Linked DNA regions of Homo sapiens: region 2 is linked to region 1. A link is a loop called in an ENCODE intact Hi-C map of the cell type or tissue named here. Cell type or tissue: heart right ventricle. All regions are shown on one strand.

Region 1 (5,000 bases):
CTGCCACGGAGGAGATTCTGTGCCTGTCCTGTGGAATCTCCCAGAACCCTGTGCCCTCCTCCCCATCAGGTGCTGCAGATGCTAGTGCTCCCTGCTAAGGGGAGGAGCCACATCCTACCTTTATCTGGGGGGCCAGTGAGTAGCAGCTGAGCTCAAACCGGACCTGATCGTTCCCCTGCAATGCAGAACAGAGGGCTGTCAGGAGCCACAGGATGGGGGTTCTGGAGTCTGGGGGAGGACGTGAGGACAAGGACAGCCCGTGGCGGAGACAGAGCTGGGCAGAGCGTGTACACATGTGAGGTCATGCAGTGTAGGTCGTGTATGTGTGGGCATGTGGCAGGAGGGAGATGTGCACGTCTGGGGACATGGCAGAGTATAGGAGAGGGCACACATGTCACGTGGGTGGGTGCAGGACACATCTGACCCCCTGGAGCTGGAGGCCCAGCCACTGGCAAGACCTGGGGGGCCAGGCCCTGCTCCTGCAGCCCCAGAGCTCGCACTATAGTCTCTTCCTCAAGGCCCCCACATTGCTGACCCTGCCCTGCCCCAAATCAAGCTCACTTCAGGGCTGGGGCACCAGGGTGCTTGGACTCCCCCATACCCATACATTTGGGAACCCTGTCACCTCTCTGAGCCTCAGTTTCCGCATCTCTTCAATGGCTGGTGTCAGGGAGGAGGTGGAACTAGGTGACCACTGAGGGCCTTTTGCTCCTCAGCTCTTCTCTGCACAGAGAGGGAAACTGAGGCCCAGGAAGGGAAAGGAACCAGTCCAAGGACACACAGCCAGGGCAGGCCCGGGACCCAAGCCCAGGTCCCCAGCACCACAGCCACCCCCTCGGGCAGGTTGCCTCGCCTGCATCCTCTGTGGGCAAATGGAGACACCTCAACACCCCACTGAGCTGTGAACGTTACCCCCGACATAGCCGGGACCACCGTCCACACTGATGCCGAGGAGGAGGAGGCCGGGGTCAGCGCAGGCATCCGCCAGCCCAGCTCTGTCCCCAGAGAGAAAATGGCCGCGCACGTCTCCTGCTTCCCCGTGGGCTCGGCAGCCCAGAGGGAGACTTAAGCGCTGTGGAAATGACAGAGGGACCTTTTGCCTACTGTGAAAACTGCATGGGCGCAGCCAGGCAGCGGTGGGAATTACATGCTATTTTCCAGACTCTCGTCAGGTGGCACAGAATCCAGGGTTCAGCCTCTCTGCAGAGCTGGGAGCTGTGTGTGCGGCACAGGCCTTGGGCTGGCCTCACTCACCCTCCATGCAGCCCCTTTAGTGAGCACCTACTATGTGCTGTCACTCAGAGAGGCCCCCAGGGCCAGGGGGATTTTTAGCCATATTTTATGGGTGAGGAAAGTGAAGCTCAGAGAGGTGCAGCCACTTGCCCAGGGCCACACAGCAAACTCGCTCATCCTAACGGTTCACACTCAGGCTTCCCAGCTGAGCTCCATGCATAATTAACTCACTGAATCCTTTGAGCAGCCCCAGGAGGCAGGTTCTATTAGTCCCATCTTACGGATGAGGACACTGAGGTGGGGGCGGCCACATTTGCCTGCTGACCCCCAGCCGGCCCCGTTCCTGGAGCAACTAAAAGACAGCCTCATTTTAGATGGTAAGGCATGGTCCGACGTTGCATGGCCCAGCTATTTTCCCCCACAGCTTCATGTTTCCCCAACACAAAGACGGCTTGTGCCTCACCAGCCAGGCACGGCTGGGCTGCTGTCTGCCCATCCAGATGCTGCCATGCGGACACCCATCTGTTCAGGAGCCAGAGACCCTCGAAGAGGCCAAACAAACGCTTCCTTGGTTCAAACTCTGCCCTCGTCTCAGGCAAGAGCCAAGGAGGCCAGTCTAATCCTTCCCCCTCTGAACCCCAAGACCCCAGCACCAGGGCAGCTCCTGGCAGCTTTCCGGGGAGAAGGAGGATGTAGTGTCTCACACACGAGTGTCCGCATGCTGATATTTGTGCACACGTGTGTAAACATGCATGTAAACACGGTCCCACTGGGACTGGGGGGCCTGGGGTCTCCCATCTGCCCTGGGGCACCCATACAGATGGTGCCATTTACAAAACTCTCGCTCCCCGGCTAGAGTCTCAGAATCATATTTCCAGGCCCCTCTTCCAAAACTAGGGGGAGAGAGGAGCCCCGCAAGGGCCACCCCAGCTTCGGTGCAGCTCTCTGGGTGGGCAGGGGTGGGGCTGGCAGCAGGGCATGGGAGGGGAGAGTGCGGCTCAATTTCTGCACCAGGTGCTGTCTGGACGGGGTGCTGGGAAGGGAGGCTGCCTCCGCCTCTGCCTTCAGGGCTGGGCTCAGGCGGTTCCAGCAAACAGGATGCCCTTCCCCCTCACATCCCAGGCCAATCCGTTGTCCCCCCAACATTTCACTGTCACCTTCCCTGAGCCCAAAGACCCGAAAGCCTCCACCTGGCCCGTCCCCCGTGATGGCGCCCGGGGCAGTGCTGGGTGGATACTCATGGGATGGTGGTGCTGGGTGGTTACTCAGGGGGTAAATGCCTGAAGGCTGGACCAGCACCTCCAAGGCCTTGGATTCCCCTCGCTCCCAGCCTTCCTGGTTCTCCACTCATACCCCCAGTTCTCGGAAATTGTCTCCAGAGGCTGTTGGGGGTTTCCTGGGTACTGTCATAAAGGGACACTGAGGCGCAGAAGTACGCCTTGCCTGTCAACCCCAGGAAAGAGGTGGCTGTGCCAGGTAGCACCTACTCCCCGGCATCCCCGGAGTCCGTCCCTGTTGGGTCTTCTGAGTGTGAATGCAGGGACGCCCCCAAGTCCCGAGCGGCCATAGCACTAGCTTGGGGGGCGTTCTCCTCAGAACCACGCCCTGCAGGTCCAGGATGGGGAACAGAGGACCCCGGTGGTGCCGCCACCTCCTCCCGCCTTTGTCGGCCCCCAAGGCCTCAAACCCAAGCCTCTGGCGCCCTCTGGTGGCCACATGGAGGAGGGGCGCACACGGCTGCGGGAGGCTGTTGCAGGCTAAATGTGGGCTGGTCCGGGGTGGGGGTCTCCGCATGGACCCGGGAACTGCCTGAGCCAGAGCCGACCCACCCATACTCACCCACCCACCCATGCACTCCACCAGACCTGAATGCCGCCCTACTGAACCTTAATGGTACCGTTGGAAAGACCTGAGGGCAGGACCCCTCCCAGAATTCTGATCCCCTGCCCTCGGCTTGTATGCCTTCTGGGATAGGAAGCTCACGATCCAGCTCTTTCCATTAAGGCAGATGGGTCGGGAGCTTTTTTTTTTGTTTGGGACAGAGTCTCGCTGTGTCGCCCAGTCCTGATCCTCTGGGTTCTCCTCCTCTGCCACCACCTTTGCACAGATGGCAGCATACACACGGTCCTGCCCAACAGCTCAGGCCCGCCCAAACCTCCTTGCCTGGTTTCCTACCATCCCATCATCCACAGCTGGAGTGACAGTAAAAACCAAGGCCGCAGTCTGTGAGAAGCTCTCCCCTGTCTCTTCCCCAGCATCTCGCTGGGGTAGTCACTGGCCACCTCCATCCAACCTGAGACCTCCTTCCACCCACTAATCAGTTGCCCTCAGGATGAAGCCAAACCTCCCAGCATGGCCTCAGCCCAGTCCTGGCCCTATTGCCTCCCCCACAGCAATAGCTCCTGCTCCACAGCCCCAGACAGACTGTCCTTCAGGGCCTCTTGGCTCTAAGCCTTTCCACAGGCTGTTCCCTCTGCCTCTCACACTCTTCCATGCCATTATTCACTCCTCTAGACTCATCCTCAGCCCCTGCCTGCTGCTCCCGCAGTTCCCTGGCACAGACCCCTGGCCCCACTCCCATTCCTCATCACACATCCATTTTCTCTTCTCTTGCCAGGAAATGGGCTCTCTGAAGGTACGCAATGAGCCCAAGAAGTTAGCACTGTGCCAATGCCAGCAAGCACCCAACTCCCAGCAGATACCCAGTGCAAGCTTGCTGAACCAGTGCTCCGGTGAAGAAATGAACACTTGGACTTTCAAAGACATGACAGGTGCCATCCTGGTGGGTGGCTGTCTCCCAGGCCACCCTCAAATCAACCGCGTCTCCTCCATCATCATCTTAGCTGTGTGTGTCCCTGCACCACAGTGAGCCAGGACCTCCCACAGTGAGCCAGGACTTCCCACCATCAGCACCCTGACCAGCCCGGGCAGGCGAGGTAGTGAGCTCCCCGTCACTGGGGAGTTTCCGAGCCTTCTGACTGTGGGGTTGGTAAACAGTCAATTCCTGTACCAGGCTCTTGGCATGCTGTCCGCTGACTGAGAGCTCATGACTTGGGTCTTTATAAAAACATCGGCTGACAGTTGCCAACATTGTCAGGAATCTGGTTTCTCAAGGACTGCCTTCCGAAGAGCAGCAGGCAGGGGGCTTCCTGTCTTGCACCCCACGGGGACCCCGCAGTCTGCACTGGGACACACGGCCCGGAGGGAAGGGGTACGGGATGGGTTGATTTGTGTTTCCACAAAATAATGGGTTCAAGTCCTAACCCCAGTCCCTCCGAATGTGGCCTCATGTGGTCTTAACAGAAATAACCAAGTTAAGGCTGGGCATGGTGGCCCACGCCTGTAATCCCAGTGCTTTGGGAGGCCAAGGCTGGTGGATCATTTGAGGTCAGGAGTTCAAGACCAGCCTGCCCAACATGGCGAAACCCCGTCTCTACTAAAAATACAAAAAATTAGCCGGGTGTGGTGGGGTACACACCTGTAATCCCAGCTACTCAGGAGGCTGAGGCAGGAGAATTGCTTCAATCTGGGAGGCAGAGGTTGCAGTGAGCCAAGATCGAGCCACTGCACTCCAGCCTGGGCGTCAGAGTGAGACTTTGTCCCTCTCCCCCACACACACACACAAAAAGTAACCAAGTTAAGATGAGGTCATTGAAGGGCCCTAATCCAAGACGGGTTCCTGTAGCAAGGGGAAGGTAAACAGACAAGCAGAGGGAAGACAATGCAGAGATACAGGAAGAAGACAGCTTGGGAAGATGGAGGACGGA
Region 2 (5,000 bases), 590 kb before region 1:
CACATTCTAATCCCTGGAATCCATAAATATGGTGTGTTCTGTGGCAGGGGACATTAAGGTTGTTAATCAGCTGACCTGAGGTAGGAAGAGCCTCTTGGGTTATCCAGCTGGGCCCCATCAATCATTAGAGATTAATGGCAAATACACAAGAGGGAGGCAGGGGAGTTGGTGCCAGTGATGGGGCGTGAGAAAAACTCAGCTGCTTTGAAGATGGAGGAAGAGGCCATGAGCCCAGGAATGCAGGCGGCTTCTAGAGGCTGGGAAAGGCAAGGAAGGGACTTTCCCATGGGCCTCCAGAAGGAACTCAGCCCTGCTGACACCTTGATGTTAGCTCCGAGAGACCTATTTCTGACTTCTCCAGAACTCTAAGAGAATAAACTGGCATTGTTTTCAGCCTCTAATATGCGGCAAGTTGTTTAGCAGCAGGAGGAACCGACACAGGGCGGCCAGCCCCCACCTGGTGCTGGAGGTACCTGGTGCTGTGAGCTCCTCCTCGTCTTCTGGGCTCAGGAGGACCCCATTTGGGCTCCATTGTGGGGGGTGCTCAGAGCCCCCCACACTTCTGGCCCACCAGCCTTCGGCTCCTAGACAGCAAACACAGACACCCCCCGATCAGTGTGAGGCCCCGGAGGGTGGTCTCCAGGTGCCAGCCCCAGGTGGGGGCCCTGGGGTAGGAGGGAGCCCCAGGAGAAGCTAGAAAGCTCAGGGACCCGGATCTGCTTGGGGGCATGGTCAGACCTGGAAGCCTGCCCTGCCCTTTCAGTGGGGTTTTGAGCTCAGCATGAAGACAGCCTGAAGACCCCCACATGGGGGCCCTGGGACATCAGGGCCATCTCTAATAGTACCAGACTTGACCTCATCTTCAGGTTCTCAGAGAACTTTCTCACCTGTGACCTCATGAACCCTGTCCTTCCAGTGGCCCATGTCATTAACAGCACCTCAGGCAAGGAGGCCACCTGGTTAGGAAGGGGCCCAGCCACGACGGGAGCCCAGGCCTTCTGGTCCCCAGTGCCAGTTCAGTGCCTCCTCCCTCTGGCCACAGCAGTTAACACGGAGCACAGCCCAGCACACAGCGAGTGACCTTAAGGAGGTGCCTCTCCAGGGGGTAGCGGGCAATGAGGCAGAGGCCAAATACCTGGGGCAGCCAAGGGGTAAGAAGGAAGGAACGGAGTGGGGAAAGAGGTCAGAGAAAGGAAGATGTCAACATGAAGAGAAGTTTGCAGACAGGCATTTAGAAGGAACTAGAAGGCCAGGCACAGTGGCTCATGCCTGTAATCCCAGCACTCTGAGAGGCCGAGGTGGGTGGATCATCTGAGGTCAGAAGTTCGAGACCAGCCTGGCCAACATGGCGAAACCCCATCTCTGCTAAAAATACAGAAATTAGCCAGGCATGGTAGCAGCTGCCTATAATCTGAGCTACTCAGGAGGCTGAGGCAGGAGAATCGCCTGAACCCGAGAGGCGGAGGTTGCAGCGAGCTGAGATTGTGCCACTGCACTCCAGCCTGGGTGACAGAGCAAGACTCTGACTCAAAAAAAAAAAAAAAAAAAAAAAAAAATCAGCTGGGTGTGGTGGCTCACACCTATAATCCTAGCGCTCTGGGAGGCCGAGGCAGATGGATCATGAGGTCAAGAGATCAAGACCATCCTGGTCAACATGGCAAACCCCGTCTCTGCTAAAAAAATAAAATAAAAATAAATAAAAATAATAAAAATTTAAAAACTACTTGTTTTCTTTTTTTTTGAGACAGAGTCTCACCCTGTCACTCAGGCTGGAGTGCAGTGGCGCGATCTCGGCTCACTGCAACCTCTGCCTCCCAGGTTCAAGCGATTCTCCTGCCTCAGCCTCCCGAGTAGCTGGGATTACAGGAGCTGGCCACCACGCCTGGCTAATTTTTGTATTTTTAGCAGAGACGGGGTTTCGTCATGTTGGCCAGGCTGGTCTCGAACTCTTGACCTCAGGTGATCCGCTCCCCCCACCCCCACCCCGGCCTCCCAGAGTGCTGGGATTACAGGCGTGAGCCACTGCGCCCAGCCACAGTTTCCATTTCTAAGACAGCAAATATCCATACAAACCACCCACATAAACAAAAGCACTTTGGGGTTCTCAATAATTTTCAAGAGCATAAAGGGATCCAGAGGCCGGGTGCGGTGGCTCACACCTGTAATCCCAGCACTCTGGGAGGCTGAGGAGGGTGGATCAGTTGAGGTCAGGAGTTCAAGACCAGCCTGACCAACATGGTGAAACCCCCGACCTGTACTAAAAATACAAAAATAAGCTGGGCGTGGTGGTGGGTGCCTGCAGTCCCAGCTACACAGGAGGCTGAGGCAGGAAAATCACTTGAACCTGGGAGGCGGAGGTTGCAGAGAGCTGAGATCACGCCATTGCACTCCAGCCTGGGCAACACAGTGAGACTCCGTCTTAAAAAAAAAAAAAAAAAGAGGAATTCAGAGACCAAAAAGTTTTGAGAACTCCTGCGCAAGGGCAACTGTGAGACAAAATGAGATGACACCCCTGAAGGGCCGGCCACACCCAGTGCCTGGCCCAATGTGAGAACAGATCATGACACTGTTCTTAGGGTCTAGAAAATGAGTCCTGCCCAACGCTGACACCCTAGACCCCCGGACCCAGGACCCAGACACGCGGCGCCGGTCCGCGCATCTCTCGGTCCTGCTTTCTGCGCGGCTTCCAGCAGAGGGCGCGCGGCCCTCATGTCTGGGGCCGCCCCAGCGTCGGCCCTGAGGTTCTTCTGTTTCAGCTGATGCCTCGCTCCTTCCTGGGGACAGGCGGAAGGTGCGGGGCGCTCCGTGGGACATCGCTGGGGCCCACGCAGCCTCTGGTTTAATGCAGAGCTCCGAGCTCTGCTGCTTTCCTCTTTAAATATGCGGCTGTGCCACCTGGAGTCAGGGACCACGGTATAGGCCACCACAGCGGTTAAGGGCAAAACAGCTGGGCGCGGACACTCATAATCCCAGCACTTTGGGAAGCCGAGGTGGGCGGGATTGCCTGAGCTCAGGAGTTCTAGACCAGCCTGGGCAACATGGTAAGACCCCGTCTGTACAAAAAAAAAAAAAAAAAAAAAAAAAATACAAAAATTAGCTCGGCATGGTGGTGCACGCCTGTAGTCCCAGCATTTTGGGAGGCGGAGGTGGGCAGACTACTTGAGCCCAGGAGATTGAGACCAGCCTGGGTCTAAAGACATGGCAAAACCCTGTCTTTAGAAAAAAATATAAAAATTAGCCGGGCACGGTGGTGCACACCTGTGGTCCTAGCTACTCAGGAGGCTGAGGTGGGAGGATCACGTGAGCCCAGGGAGGTGGTGGCTGCAGTGAGCTGTGCTGTGCAATCTTGCACCACTGCACTTCAGCCTTGGTGACTCAGCAAGACCCTGTGTCCAAAAAAAAAAAAAAAAAAAAAAAAAAAAAGGAGCAAAACTCAGGAGCTGACAAATGCAGTGCTCACAACTGTTATGTGGCCTCAGGCAAGTGGCCTACCTTTTGTAGGTCTCAGTTACTTCATCATTGAAAGGGGAATGAGAATCCTTGCATGTTAGGTGCTCAGCACAGTGCCTGGCAAACAGCAGGTGCTCAATAAGTGGAGGCCAGGAGACTGAGCCTGAATCCCCAGTGTTTAGACACACCAAGGGAGGCCAGTCTCAACGGGGTGAGTGGGAAATTCCCCTACAGGATCCAAAAAGCGTCACGTACCCGGCCCCCAACCCCACCACGGGTATAAAGAGAAGAGTCAGGGACTGGGGAGGGAGCTGGGGGTCGCAGGTGGGCACTGGGGAGCCATCATCTCACCCCCGACCCCACCTAGGCTGTGCAGGCCTGTGGCTCCTCTCCACAATGGGAGATCCACTAATGCAAGATCTCCCCAGGGCAGGATCACCTGCCTAGGCTGGGAGCAGACCCTTGGGAGGCGTTTGCAGGGAGCATCTCTTACCCTGGTGGAAATCGCTGAGGATGTGATGCACCTGGAACTGGGCAGTGGACGCGCACACCTTGGAGTGGCCATAGCAGAAACAGCTGCTGCAGCCAGCTGGATTGTGGGGCTGCAGGTTAAAGGTCCCCGGGCGACATCTGAAATGGAGGCAGGACATGCCCACGAGGGCCACGTGAATCAGCCAGGAAGGGGCGGGGCCAGGGTATCCCAGCTGGACCAATGAGAGTCTAGAATCACTGCAGAAACTTAAAAACAATTTTTTTTCAGAATTCTAGAAGAGTAGTAAGAACATTACAGATTGTTCCCATACCTGCTTCAGACAGCCTCCCCTGATGCTGACATCTGACATTACCACAGTACATTTGTCAAAACTAAGTTAACTAAACTCCAGACTTTATTAGGTTTTGTTTTTTTGTTGTTGTTGTTTTTTTTTTTTTTTGAGACAGAGTCTTGTTCTGTGGCCCAGGCTGGAGTGCAATGGTGCAATCTTGGCTCACTGCAGCCTCCGCCTCCCGGGTTCAAGTGATTCTCCTGCCTCAGCCTCCCGGGTAGCTGGGATTGCAGGCGCCTGCCACCACACCCGGCTAATTTTTGTATTTTTAGTAGAAACGGGATTTCACCATGTTGGCAGGTTGACCTCGAACTCCTGACCTCAGGGGATCCGCCCGCCTCAGCCTCCCAAAGTACTGGGATTTCAGGCTTGAGCCACCGCGCCCAGCGACTTTAATAGGATTTCTCCACTTTTTCCTCTAATGTCTGGTTTCTGCTGCAGGATCCCATCCAGGACACGGTGTTGCATTTAGTGGTATCCTTGTTCTCCTCCAACCTATCACCGCTTCTCAGTCTTTCCTTGTCTGCCACTATCTTGACACTTTTTGAAAAGCACTGATCAGGTATTTTTAGAATGTCTGATGTTTCTCATGATTAGACCAGAGTTATAGGCTTGGGAAAGAAATACACAGAGGTGAAGTACCCTTCTCGTCATATCACATGGGGGCACAGGAAACCCACATGACATCCAAGCGATGCTGACTTTCATCACCTGTGCTGTCTACCA

Evidence for each region. Peaks named below come from ENCODE experiments on the same cell type or tissue, not always from the same donor. Only the 100,000 strongest peaks of a DNase experiment are listed, where the experiment ranks them.
Region 2: a loop joins it to region 1, with 5 times the contacts of the local background. A loop is called at or near these places in 9 of 110 quality-filtered maps.

What each region holds. Positions count from the first base shown.
Region 1 is chr9:130,459,286-130,464,285 of GRCh38, reverse strand. It overlaps ASS1 (argininosuccinate synthase 1), which reads right to left. Exons shown (of 15, transcript NM_054012.4): 5 at 119-175. Among named protein-coding and RNA genes, the nearest start is that of ASS1, 17 kb to the right of the region's middle. RefSeq lists enhancers at 2,674-2,723, 2,804-2,893. In heart right ventricle, CTCF peaks have their summits at 2,743 and 2,946 (motif pointing left); a DNase peak (open chromatin) is centred at 2,935.
Region 2 is chr9:131,044,604-131,049,603 of GRCh38, reverse strand. It overlaps LAMC3 (laminin subunit gamma 3), which reads right to left. Exons shown (of 28, transcript NM_006059.4): 8 at 3,944-4,080; 9 at 474-584. Among named protein-coding and RNA genes, the nearest start is that of LAMC3, 38 kb to the right of the region's middle. In heart right ventricle, a CTCF peak has its summit at 2,694 (motif pointing right); a DNase peak (open chromatin) is centred at 2,693.